2 separate regions of the Homo sapiens genome follow, and region 2 is linked to region 1. Evidence: read pairs that join two places in POLR2A ChIA-PET (ENCODE). Cell type or tissue: OCI-LY7. All regions are shown on one strand. Each heading gives the region's core, and the rest is flanking DNA. Links, peaks and the distances in the headings are about the cores only.

Region 1 (5,910 bases), core at 388-5,387:
AGTGGCGCGATCTCCGCTCACTGCAAGCTCCGCCTCCCAGGTTCACGCCATTCTCCTGCCTCAGCCTCCCGAGTAGCTGGGACTACAGGCGCCCGCCACCGTGCCCGACTAATTTTTGTATTTTTAGTAGAGACGGGGTTTCACCGTGTTAGCCAGGATGGTCTCGATCTCCTGACCTCGTGATCCGCCCGTCTTGGCCTCCTAAAGTGCTGGGATTACAGGCGTGAGCCACCACGCCCGGCCCTTTTTTTTTTTTTTTTTGAGATGGAGTTTTGCTCTTGTTGCCCAGGCTGGAGTGCAATGGCATGATCTTGGCTCACCGCAACCTCTGCCTCCTGGGTTTCAGAGATTCTCCTGCCTCAGCCTCCTGAGTAGCTGAGATTACAGGCATGTGCCACCACGCCCTGCCAATTGTTTGTATTTTTAGTAGAAACGGGGTTTCACTATGTTGGTCAGGCTGGTCTCAAACTCCCGACCTCAGGTGATCTGCCCACCTCAGTCTCCCAAAGTGCTGGGATTACAGGCCTGAGCCACCACGTCTGGCCCCTGTAATGTCTTTCGACATTATTTCAGATCCTCATTTCACAGTCCTGGGCTGTTGTTCCATTCTTCTAGACCCTTCCATTTCTCACTTTAAAAAAAGAATCTTCTATGAGAACTGCCTTTTGAAAACCAATGAAAGCACCTCCATGTGTGGAAACCATGTCCCTTCTGCCTCTAAGACAGCTCCTACTCATTAGTTTAATGTGAATACTTTGACAGCTTCACCCAGATGACCTTCCTGGCTTCATTCCTGCTGCACCTGTCCCCTCTCCACACATACTAGCTTCCGGCAAGCCCAGATTCTCTCCAAGCAGGCTCTGTGCTTACTGGCCCTGGGGTCCCCCACCAGCTTAAATCCGAAGCATTTTGAGTCCCAGCGCAAACATGGCAGCAGCCCGAGAGCTGGCTCTGGCCCCTTCCATCAGAATCCACCTTTGTCCCAGCATAGCGTTTCTACTTCTTGTAGCCATCCCAGGGGGATAGAGTGAATCTCAGGACACTTCCATACACATTTGCCTCCCCTACCCGGCCACTTTCTCCTTGAGGCCAGGGGTCATCTGTCCCTCTTGGTCCCTCTCACTGCCAGGCCAGTGTGAGCCCCACAGTAGGTTTTTCTGTTGACTTGAACTGTGTCCAGATGCAAATAACTGCAGTCTCAAAGGCGCTGCAGGGGCCCCTCCTCCTAAAGGTGCCGCTACTCTTCCACACAGCCCCCCGCCACACACAGCCTTCCCTCTGTAGAGTTGGGAGGCTTCTCTTCCAAATCCCTGGTTCCCACGACTCACCATAATGATGTCTGTGCCATATTTCTCTTCCAATTCCCTATTGCTGAGTTTGTGGTCATCCTGAAGTCCATGAAAGGAAGAACAGAGTGAATTAGATAATTCCAAAAGACTCAAGCCCCAAGCTTTGACCAGCCATGGAAGCTGGGAGTAGCAGCCCTGAGGATGGGAGGGGATCGAGGAGTGTGGGGGACAGGAGAGAAAGAACCCCTGTGCCAGGCAGCTGCCCAGCGAAGGATGGCACTGCCTCAGGAGTGACTGTCCCTGAGTCGGCACAATCCTGCACTTGCTGTTACTACCCAGAAGCTGCCTGCAGCTTTTCTGAACAAAGCCATGCACCTCGCTTCAATCTGAACTCCAGGGCATACAGGTTCTGGCACCCTCATCTTCCAGGTGCCAGTGAGCTGGAGGCTTCCCTCAGGCCTGAACCCTGGGATTGGCTGGGGCTGATGGCAAAACCACACTAGAACCGCTTCCTGGGCTGGCACAACTCCTCCTCCTTCGCTGTGTGGGCTCTGGCAGGGAAAAGCAGCTTCCCTCACTCAAGCTGTGACGCTCAGGGAGCTCACTGGGCAGAGAAACCCTGCAGGGAAAAGTTCTGCTGAATAAACCCACAGCATTGTGGCTGCCACTTGTGAATTCTGCTACAGAATCATTAGACTACAGCAGGGTTTCTCACCCGTGGCCCTGCTGCCATTCTGGGAGAATAATTCTTTGTTGTGGGCTCCACCCACTAACATCCTCCCCTCAGTTGTGGTAACCAAAAATGTTTCCATTTTTCCCCTGGGAGAGGGGTGGGGGAATCCTCTTCTCCTCTCCCTTTGAGAACCACTGGGCTAAAGGACAAGAAGTCTCTTCCTGTAGCAGAAAACCTAGGGTAAGTCTTCCTCACTCCCCCTAGAAAGTCCAGCACTCAGGATTTTTTAAACCCTGATTGTCTGAAACAAAGATTGATACTGTTGACTGGTGCTCACATCATCTCTTTTCTTAAGTATATGCAAAAAATAGTTCCATGTTGCAGTAAGAGACTAGGCCTTCCAATAAAGCAGAATTCATTATTATCATTATTATCTTGCTTCTAGCCCTCTTCTCAGCCAGATTCTGTTTTGCTCCTTCATCCCTTCTACTAATACTGATTGAGTGTGATATTGCTGGGGATTCAGAAGATTAAGGCTGTGTTCTGCACAGAGCACAGCACAACCCACTAAGTTTTGGGCAGATACAAGTAGTGGATGATCCGAGCCATTGTTTGCATGCATGGGACCTCAGACTTCCTGGGCTGGGGGATGAGAGCATGGGGGAGGGGTGGGACGAGGTGGTGGTGGTTATCTGGGGTGCCCTCTGCTGGCCAGCACTGGACTAGCACAGGGCAGCACCCCACCCACCCCTCGGGTCACTGCCTGGCCCTTTCATTCAAAGGCCGGGATACTTCAGTTGTCATTAGGCACTAATTTGCCAAGAAAGGTTGGGAGGCAAAAGCATTCAATATGCTGCTGAAAATTACAGGACCCTTGTAATGTCAAGGGAAAAACAGATATGTCTTCAATCTTAAATGCTAGAGATAATGGGAAATAATAAGAACGATCTATCGTCTGGTGCTGTGCTGTCTTTTCCCTGTTTTATCTCATTTAATCTTCCTAGTAACCCTTAAGAGGTAGAAAAAAAAATCTTATGTTTTTCAAAATAGGAAACTGAACTTCAGTTACACTGGGATTTGAATTGAGGTCAGTCCAGTTTCAGGGAAGCGTTCTTAAATGTCTCTCATGATAGATACGGACAAATGCCCAGTGGTATACTGTTAAATGTTTAACAAACTCTCCAGGAACGATCAATACAAAGCTCGGATTTGTAGAGTTTGCTGATTTCTCACTAGAACCAAGTTTGAAGCTGCTAACAGGATGTCAGTCAGCCTGCCAAGTTTCTGAATACTTAACAAATGGCTCTCTAGCACAAAAGAGACTCCCCTCAGGAGTCACAGAGCTTTAAGATCTGCCAAGGACGGTGGGGACAATCCAGCCCATCTCAAGCTCCGTGTAGAAGTTTCCCCTTCGGTGTTCCCAAGATAAAATCTGTCACATTTCAGACCCAAGGCAGTTTTATTATTAAAGTGGCCAGTTTGGGCTGGACACAGTGGCTCACGCCTGTAATCCCAGCACTTTGGGAAGCTGAGGCGGGTGGATCATCTGAGGTCAGGAGTTCGAGAGCAGCCTGGCCAACATGGGGAAACCCCGTCTCTACTAAAAACAACAAAAATTAGCTGGGTGTGATGGCGGGCGCCTGTAATCCCAGTGACTCGGGAGGCCGAGGCAAGAGAATCGCTTGAACCCAGGAGGTGGAGGTTGCAGTGAGCCTAGATAGCGCCATTGCACTCCAGCCTGGGCAACAAGAGCGAAACTCTGTCTCAAAAAAAAAAAAAAGGCTAGTTTTAATAACTCCAGAGCTCTTCCTTAATAATAATAATATTGTACTCCCCTAAAGCACGTGAATTACAAAATCCTCATCTCATTTTTTCCCCTCATAGACCCCAGCAAATTATTTATTTCCCATTTTACATAAAGGAAATGGACCTTCAGTGAGGGTCAGTCATTTGTTGCCAGTTTCAGCTCAGTGGAGAAGTGGGACTCTGATGGGGCCCGAGGTCCTCCCAATCCAAGCTCCACATTTTTACCACTGAAACTGCTTTTCCATGAGGTTTCACACCTGCAATCTAGCATGGCCTAGGGGCTTTGGTTTTCCTCCTCAGAAGTTCCAGCTCAAATAGTTTTACTAATCAATTGAAAACTGGCAAGTGGTTACTTAACTCTCACTGAAGCAGCTGCGGGGAGAGAGGTCTGGCCATGCCTGTGGGGCCTGGAATCAGAGGCTCTTCCTTCTGAGTTCTACAGGGACTGCCTCCAACCAGAATGCAGGAATCCTGCAGAGGCCCTGACCTCTGGGTGGATACTATCACACCATTCAAAACACACACACACACATACACACACCACACACCACACACACACCACACACCACACATATACACCACACACTACACACACACCACACGCTACACACACACCACACATACCATGCACATACACACACCACACATACACACCACACACTACACACACACCACACGCTACACACACACCACACATACCATGCACATACACACACCACACACACCACACACATATATACCACACACATACACACACCACACACATACACACACCACACACACACCACACACATATACACACCACACACACACACCACACACACATCACACACACATCACACACACCACACATACACACACCATACACACACACCATACACACACACCACACACATACACACACCACACACTACACACACCATATACACACACCACACACCATACACACACACCACACACCATACACCACACACCACACATACACACACACACCACACACTACACAGACACACCACACATACACACACACCACACATACACCACACACACACACCACACAGACACACCACGCAGACACCACACACCACACACAATCTCAAGGGGATTTCAAATCCCTCAGACTGAATGTCTGTGGTAAGAGGTGGGTTCTAGGGGCAAGCTCTTGCGGGGAAGGGCCATAGCCGGCAGGACCCCGTGGCTTAAGGCTACTGACCAGATGGAGTTCTTTCTGAAACTCCTCTTTGTGATTTTTCTTTTTGAGTTCCAGGCAGTTGTTCTTCAGACCCCTATACTTCTCCTTGCCATCCCCCTTGTCTGTTTTCACGATGTCCTTAGTTCCGCTGAGCTCCACGGAGTAAATTTCTGGGGTTTTCTGAAAGAGAAGCCCAGGTGCAATATTGGCCCCAAATGGGGTTTCCGAAGAGGTGCTGAGCGCCCCTCTGCGGGGTCAGGACCTGCAGGAGTCAGGAGCCCCTTCTCCCTTTCCTTCCCTCCTCTGGGGAGGCCGGAGGGAGTCGGACAGTGGAGTCTCTCCCCCACCTCCCGCCGACCTTGGCTTCCTCTCCGTCCGTGTAGAGGGGAGGCGGGGTGGGCACAGGCCAGCCAGCAGCTCCTCAGGGTGACCCTTCTCTGGGTGGAGCAGGTGGGAAGTTACCCCCCCAACTCCTGACTGATGCCTCCAAGGAGCTGTGAGGTTTCCTTAGAACCTCGAGGTTCCTTAGGCACCTCGAGGTTTCCTCTGAGGTGTCCTTCCCAGGGGACACAACAGCTGTGCGTCCTGTTTCTTGGGGAGGAGGCACCCACTAAGCTTACGACCCTCAGTCCTGATCAGGGGGCCCTAACCGGAAGTCTTTTCAGACCGCAACGAATCCATGTCACCCCATCCTCCGAGTCGGAGCCCGCAGGTGCCATGGAGCTGGCCTAGGACCCCTTGGCCCCTTCTCGCTCCTCTGGACTGGCTTCTTTCCCCAGCCAGCCCCGGCGGCCGCACGGAGCCGTGGCGGGGAGTCAGAGAAGCGGTGCCCAGGCCGGGGGGCGCTCAGAGGAAAGGCGGCCTCCCCTTGCCCCGGGACGGGGCGTTTCTCCTCTTCGCCTTTTCCTCGCTTCCCGTCAGCCTGCTCCGGTCCCCGGGGCCTTGGCCCA
Region 2 (5,910 bases), core at 477-5,476, 430 kb before region 1:
TATCAGCCAGCAGCTGCACTAAAGAAAAGGACAGAGTGGCTCCGGCAAATCTTTCCAGAGTGTGAGGGGACCGGGGGCAGCACTGGGGCGGGGGGTTTGCGGTGGATCTGAAACAGCCATGGTGTCACACGCGAGGGCCCCGCCCGGTCTACTCCCGTATGCTGAGGCCGCCCAGGCATTCAGGTGGCACTGATTGCATCAGACACAGAGCCCAGGAGCCTGACCCAGTCACGAAAGCACAAGGCCAGCCCGGGAGGACAGGAAAGAGCCGAGCACAGAGCTCTGGGCTCTCATGAAGACTGAGAAGCAGCAGTCGGTGAAAAGGCCGTGCTGGGATTCCCAGGGGCATCAGCAAAACAGGGGCGCAAACATTTTAAAACATTTTTAAAAAACTCACCAAAGTTCTGATTTTGCAATGAAAATATGGAAGAAGCCTCTTCCAGCTTCAGCGCACATGCCCTGCTTGTCTATTTTTGTGGCACCACAGCGTCGTCAGTGCTTAGGGCCTCTAAATCCTTACGATGTGGCTGAGAATGAGGCTCGATGAGGGCTCCGGAAAGAGAAGACAAAGAAAGCAAAACCTCATTAGGCTTTTGGACATCCAGGAAAGAATGTGCATTGAATTTTCCTTTTGGTGCCAAGTGAAACTGAAGATGCCCCCATTTTTGCCAAAACTCACCCTCCCGGCGTTTTCACACCAGCCTTCTCTTCTCTAGCCCGGTCTCCCATCCCGAGGACTGAGAAGGCAGGGTTAGGCCCCACCATTTGCCTCATGATCGCGTTTCTGTGGCTCATTCTCCACCAAAATCCATTACTCCTGGTGCATCTTTTCTGGTCTCATGCCTCACAGCTTTAATTCACCTTCATAAAGATTGTTCCAGCTGGGCACAGTGGCTATGCCTGTAACCCCAGCACTTTCGGAGGTCGAATCTATAGGATGGTTTGAGGCCAGGAGTTCAAGACCAGCCTGGGCAACATAGTGATGTTACCGGAAAGGAGTCCCGATCCGGACACCAAGAGAGAGTTCTTCGATCTCCCACAAGAAAGAATTCAGGGCAAGTCCACAGTGCAAAGCAAAAGTAAGTTTATTAAGGAAGTAAAGTGGTGAAAGAATAGCTACTCATAGACAGAGCAGGGCGTTCTCGAAAGTAGGAGGGGAAACACGTCCTCCCTAGGTATATACAGGATAAATCCTGTTTACATATGGGATAAAAAGAAAGATTGTGGGGAGATGTACTCTGCTACAAGGGTTTATGATAAAGGGTTAATTTTCTTAATTACTTTATTTTGCAAGAATTGATGTTATCTTTAAAGCAAAATTAAGAATGCTTCTGTTCTCAAGATACTGGGATATCAGGACACTCCCAAGTCTGGGTCTGTTTAGTAAACATTATCAACCTGTTCCCTTAACGGTAAACACCTAGAGGCTAAGAATACCTAACTTTCTGGGAATGCAGCCCAGCAGGTCCCAGCCTCATTTTTCCTAGCCCTCACTGAAGATGGAGTCGCTCTGGTTTGAACGCCCCTAACAGGGAGACCTAGCTAGAAACCTATGAAGGGTGGAGGAGAAAATTATTTTCACTCCCCTACACAGGCACTCTCATTCTCCTAGTTATCTAGGTTTATGTCAATGGAACATTTTTGAGTCTTTCTTCTCTGGCAAGTTAACATTTTTGTCAGTTATTTGGTCCTGTAAATCTTCCTTTCCCAGTGGCCTCTGAAATCTATATTTTCATTTCTCAAAACAAAATTCCTCTAGAATTCATGTCCTTATGTTATTTTATGTTTGGCAAGTAACGATATCAATTGATACATGTTTTGGGGGATAAATGATGGAAGAAAGTTCGTTTGCAAACCCTCATCAGAGGAGGAGTAACTGGGAGGCAGGGACAATGTGTGAATCATCCCCAGGATGTAGCAGGTCCTCTATACAGTCTGACTGAATGCTAATTAGAAGGAAAAGACAGGAGAAGACACCCACCTGGCCTTTCTTCCAGTCTCTGCTCTTACTAATCTAGCCTATTCAGTGTTCACAGATATTCACATTTCCATGTTCAAAATGTTCAGTCTCCTGTTAAATAAATCCTTTCTGTGTCATCCAAGGATTCACATATTTGACTGCAAGGCAGAAGAGAGGGCGGGGTGTGTGTGTGTGTGTGTGTGTGTGTGTGTGTGTGTGTGTTGGGGGGTGTCTCTGAGTTCGTGTGTGTGTGTGTGTGTGTGTTGGGGGGTGTCTCTGAGTTTGTGTGTGTGAGTGTGTGTGTGTGTGTGTGTGTTGGGGGAGTGTCTCTGAGTTCGTGTGTGTGTGTGTGTGCGCGCGCACATGCGCGTACCTGTGGTGGGTGCTTAGAAGATGAGACTAGACTGTGAGGAGGTGCAGGAGGACAGCAGACAGCCCCGCCATCTCACCATTTCCCCCTTGGTATTCCTCTGGGTCACTGAAGCTTTCTGAATCTTGAGAAGGGTGACTTGATAGATCAGGGAGCATTTCCATGTATTTCCAGGGCAAGTTTGCACCCAGGCGACCTCCTGTATTGGGAATTCCACCCAGTATTTACCTTTGGCGGAAGATCTGCCTTCAGCAACTGCCCAAGGTTTACAAAGTGGGTTGGGACCACTCCCTGGGCCTCTGAGGACACCACCTCCTGTGGGGTTACTGAGTTGAGAGAGCCCAAACAGAAGAGAGGGCTGACCAGGGCCAACCCTTGGAGTGGGCATGGAGCCTTTGTCCAGTGAGCTCTCAGGAAGTGGGCTCTGAAACTGCACAGAGGGAGGAAGAGGAAGCAGCGCTGATTATTATTAGTTTATTTTTGGACAACAACCCTATCAAGCACCCTGACATCATGAAACTGGACAGGGAAGACACCCAGCCCTCTGGTGATCAGACGCCATCCTGGCTGGGGTCCTGGGGCCCCAGCCGGCTCCCTCTAGCTGAGGGTGGGCGGGTGGCCTCGTGCTTCTGCCACTGTGCTTGAAAACATGCAGAGGCAGGCCTGGGGCCCCAGGAGAGGATACTGTGGGCTCCGCACCTATTTCTGTTTTCAATGGCGGAAGGAAAGAGGGAGACAAGTTAGGGTTTTGATATCTAAGACGGGTTCCACTCATTAGCTATTGTAGTCACTTATAATACAGATCAGGAAGGATGCCTTGCCTCCTAGATCAAGCCTTCATTATTTCAGCCCATTTCAGGGAGCCTTTTCCTCCTGTAACCACATCCACACCCGCAAATGCAGCAGGGCTGGCTTTGTCAGTCAGTGAGGTGAATCAGCTGGAGGTGATCTGAATTTTAAAACCATCTGCTCACTGCTGCTGAGCCTGGACTCTCCAGAAGATGGCAGCAGTGGGACACTGTCACCCAGGAGTCAGGCTTTGGCGGGACTAATTCCTCTTACTGGAGCCTGTATTACTTTGCACTACCAGTAAAAATATTCACTGTATGTAGAACAGTAACAACAGGATGAGTCTTTTGTTCAATATGATTGAATCGTATGGTGGAGAAACAGAAAAAAAACACTTTTCCTGTGGTCTCTAATTCAAGTGCTGGGTGTTATGTCCCAATTTCCAGAAAATACATCTTGCATATGCTGTTGGAAATCTTTGCTTCAATAATGAATAAGATCTGCTGCTTGAAAACTTGCTTTTGCTACAAGAGCTGTGAAACTGCAATTTGGGTTTTCTCATGTCTACTGTAGACTCTCAGTAAAGAGGAAAAGTTCTTAATATTTTTTCTCAGAAAGGACACTTGTTTTTTTTGTTGTTGGTGTTGTTGTTTTTTTTTTTTTTTTTTTTTTTTTTTGCAGAGCCTCGCTCTGTCATCCAGGCTGGTGTGTAGTGGCATGATCTCAGCTCACTGAAACCTCGGCCTCCCGAGTTCAAGCAATTCTCCTGCCTCAGCCTCCCAAGTAGCTGGGATTACAGGTGCGCGACACCATGCCCGGCTAATTTTTGTATTTTTAGTAGAGATACGGTTTCACCATGTTGCCCAGGATGGTCTCGAACTCCTGACCTCGTGATCTGCCTGCCTTGGCCTCCCAAAGTGCTGGGATTACAGGCGTGAGTCCCTGCGCCTGGCCAACACTTGTCTTTTTCTTAGACGGGGGAAGCTTTAACTCGGTTGTTTTAGTGATAGTTTAAGAGTTAATTTTACTCCTAGAAAGATGTCATTCAGTAGGATTGCATATGCTCTTCTCATTAATATAAATAGACCGAAGTCTATTTATATTAATGAGAATATATTTCGTATAGTAATTACTATACAAAAATGCAAAGCTTATTAAATAAATGCCTGTATTAGAATGTCTGTATATGTAAATATATATATTTATAGTTTAATATATTGTTTATACTTTAAGAATAAATTATATATACTATAAACATCTGATATATAAATATGGATCACAGATCTCACATAGTTGGAAAGTTCTTTCAACTTAATTTCATTTTATATTAAGACTGCAGACAACTGTTATATTAGAGGTCTGTATCGTAGCCAAGTGATATTTTTAAAAGCAAGCCAGTCTATGGCTGGCTGTTTCTAGCTGGCAAAGCCTGAAGCTAATTCTGAAGCACAGGGCACCTTATGTTAGCAGATTGTCGTGAGTAATGGAAATTGCACTTGGGATGAATGCCAGTTCATCTGGATTACCTGAAATTCCTTAGAGGCCATGGTGGAAAGGATCAGCTGTTCTCTGAGAGTGGGATACACTCTTACTCTCAATAATCCTCTGTCATTTTTACATTTGCTTTGACTCAGCTGCAGAGAATCTAAATCACAGCCCCACCAGCAAAACTACTCTAGGCAGACAGCATCTCCAAATGGCATACAGGAGGGATGACAAAGGGACTAGAAGCTCTCACCAAAGTCACAGTCTGCCTTTCCTCAGTTTCTTGTTTGTAAAATAAGAACTGGAGGGACATGGCATCTACGAGCCCTTTCAGTATTAACATTTCAGTCTTATTCTGGAGGTATTTGGAGAGAATTAATGATGTATCACCACCTCCTTCATTACTTCTGTCTAACTCTGCCAGAAGTAAGGGAAAGCATCCTCTCTTTGTTTCAGCACATTCACACAGGCTGGCTAATGAGATCCCACACTGAAAAAGCCTGGGACTTACACGGACTCTCTGAAATCTAAGTCCTCATTTGTAACATACAGCTTTTTAATACTAGCTTCATAAGTCCCAGATCCCTGCAAAGGTAAATATTTTATTTTCTGTAACTATGTTCAGAGTAGCAGTTCTCTGAATCTGTGTATTGCTCCTGGCAGGAAGCAAATGTCAGCTCATTCCTGTGTAATTGACATGTGACATCTTAGTTTCCAGACTTAGCTAAAGTACTTACTAATAGATTTTAGATGACAGATAGGACCTTTCTTTTCTGTCACCCTTCAGTGGGAAAATCAGAAAGATAGAAAGAACTCTGATGCTTTTTTTTTTTTTTTTTTTGCTGGTCTTATAGTAATTTTGGAAGGAGAAAGATCAAATTTTTGGAAAGAGAATGATCAAAATAATATTAAGAAAAAAATAGTAGTTCTGAAAATATTAAGAAAAAATATATATGGATATATATATATATATATATATATATATACACACACACACACACACACACATGGATGATGTTTTACTTGTCTGTTTAGTGAACACAAGTTTGTTGAATTGATTTGGAAGGTAGTGATTTTTAAATCATATTTATCAAATTTCATTAAACTGAGAATTACATATAAAAGCACCAGATCAATGCATGGGGCACAGTCACTCAGCAAATGTTAATACCATTTTTTACAACATGTACTTGAAGGGTGATTATTTGTAATAATCTCAGGAACATCTAGATTATTTGCATGATAACAGCTCATATGAAGAGATTATGATAAGCAGATTGTTGGCTGGTTTCACTCAGGGTTTTCT

What was found. ChIA-PET counts read pairs that join two places held together with the same protein. Peaks named below come from ENCODE experiments on the same cell type or tissue, not always from the same donor. Only the 100,000 strongest peaks of a DNase experiment are listed, where the experiment ranks them.
Region 2: POLR2A ChIA-PET joins it to region 1 with 5 read pairs; 1 of 35 experiments calls an interaction of 5 or more read pairs at or near these places.

The regions. Positions count from the first base shown.
Region 1 is chr13:24,680,792-24,686,701 of GRCh38, reverse strand. ATP12A (ATPase H+/K+ transporting non-gastric alpha2 subunit) reads right to left here. Exons shown (of 23, transcript NM_001676.7): 2 at 4,982-5,140; 3 at 1,329-1,388. Among named protein-coding and RNA genes, the nearest start is that of ATP12A, 3.3 kb to the right of the region's middle. RefSeq lists a silencer at 2,557-2,646 and enhancers at 3,062-3,561, 3,562-4,063, 4,163-4,743. In OCI-LY7, for the core only: CTCF peaks have their summits at 2,465 and 2,673 (motif pointing left); DNase peaks (open chromatin) are centred at 2,171 and 2,611; H3K4me3 peaks cover 883 bases; H3K27ac peaks cover 961 bases.
Region 2 is chr13:25,111,785-25,117,694 of GRCh38, reverse strand. LOC124900613 (a long non-coding RNA gene) reads right to left here. Exons shown (of 3, transcript XR_941762.3): 3 at 468-550. It overlaps LOC105370120 (a long non-coding RNA gene), which reads right to left and starts at 476. Exons shown (of 3, transcript XR_007063728.1): 1 at 398-476. In OCI-LY7, for the core only: a CTCF peak has its summit at 3,323 (motif pointing right); a DNase peak (open chromatin) is centred at 3,344.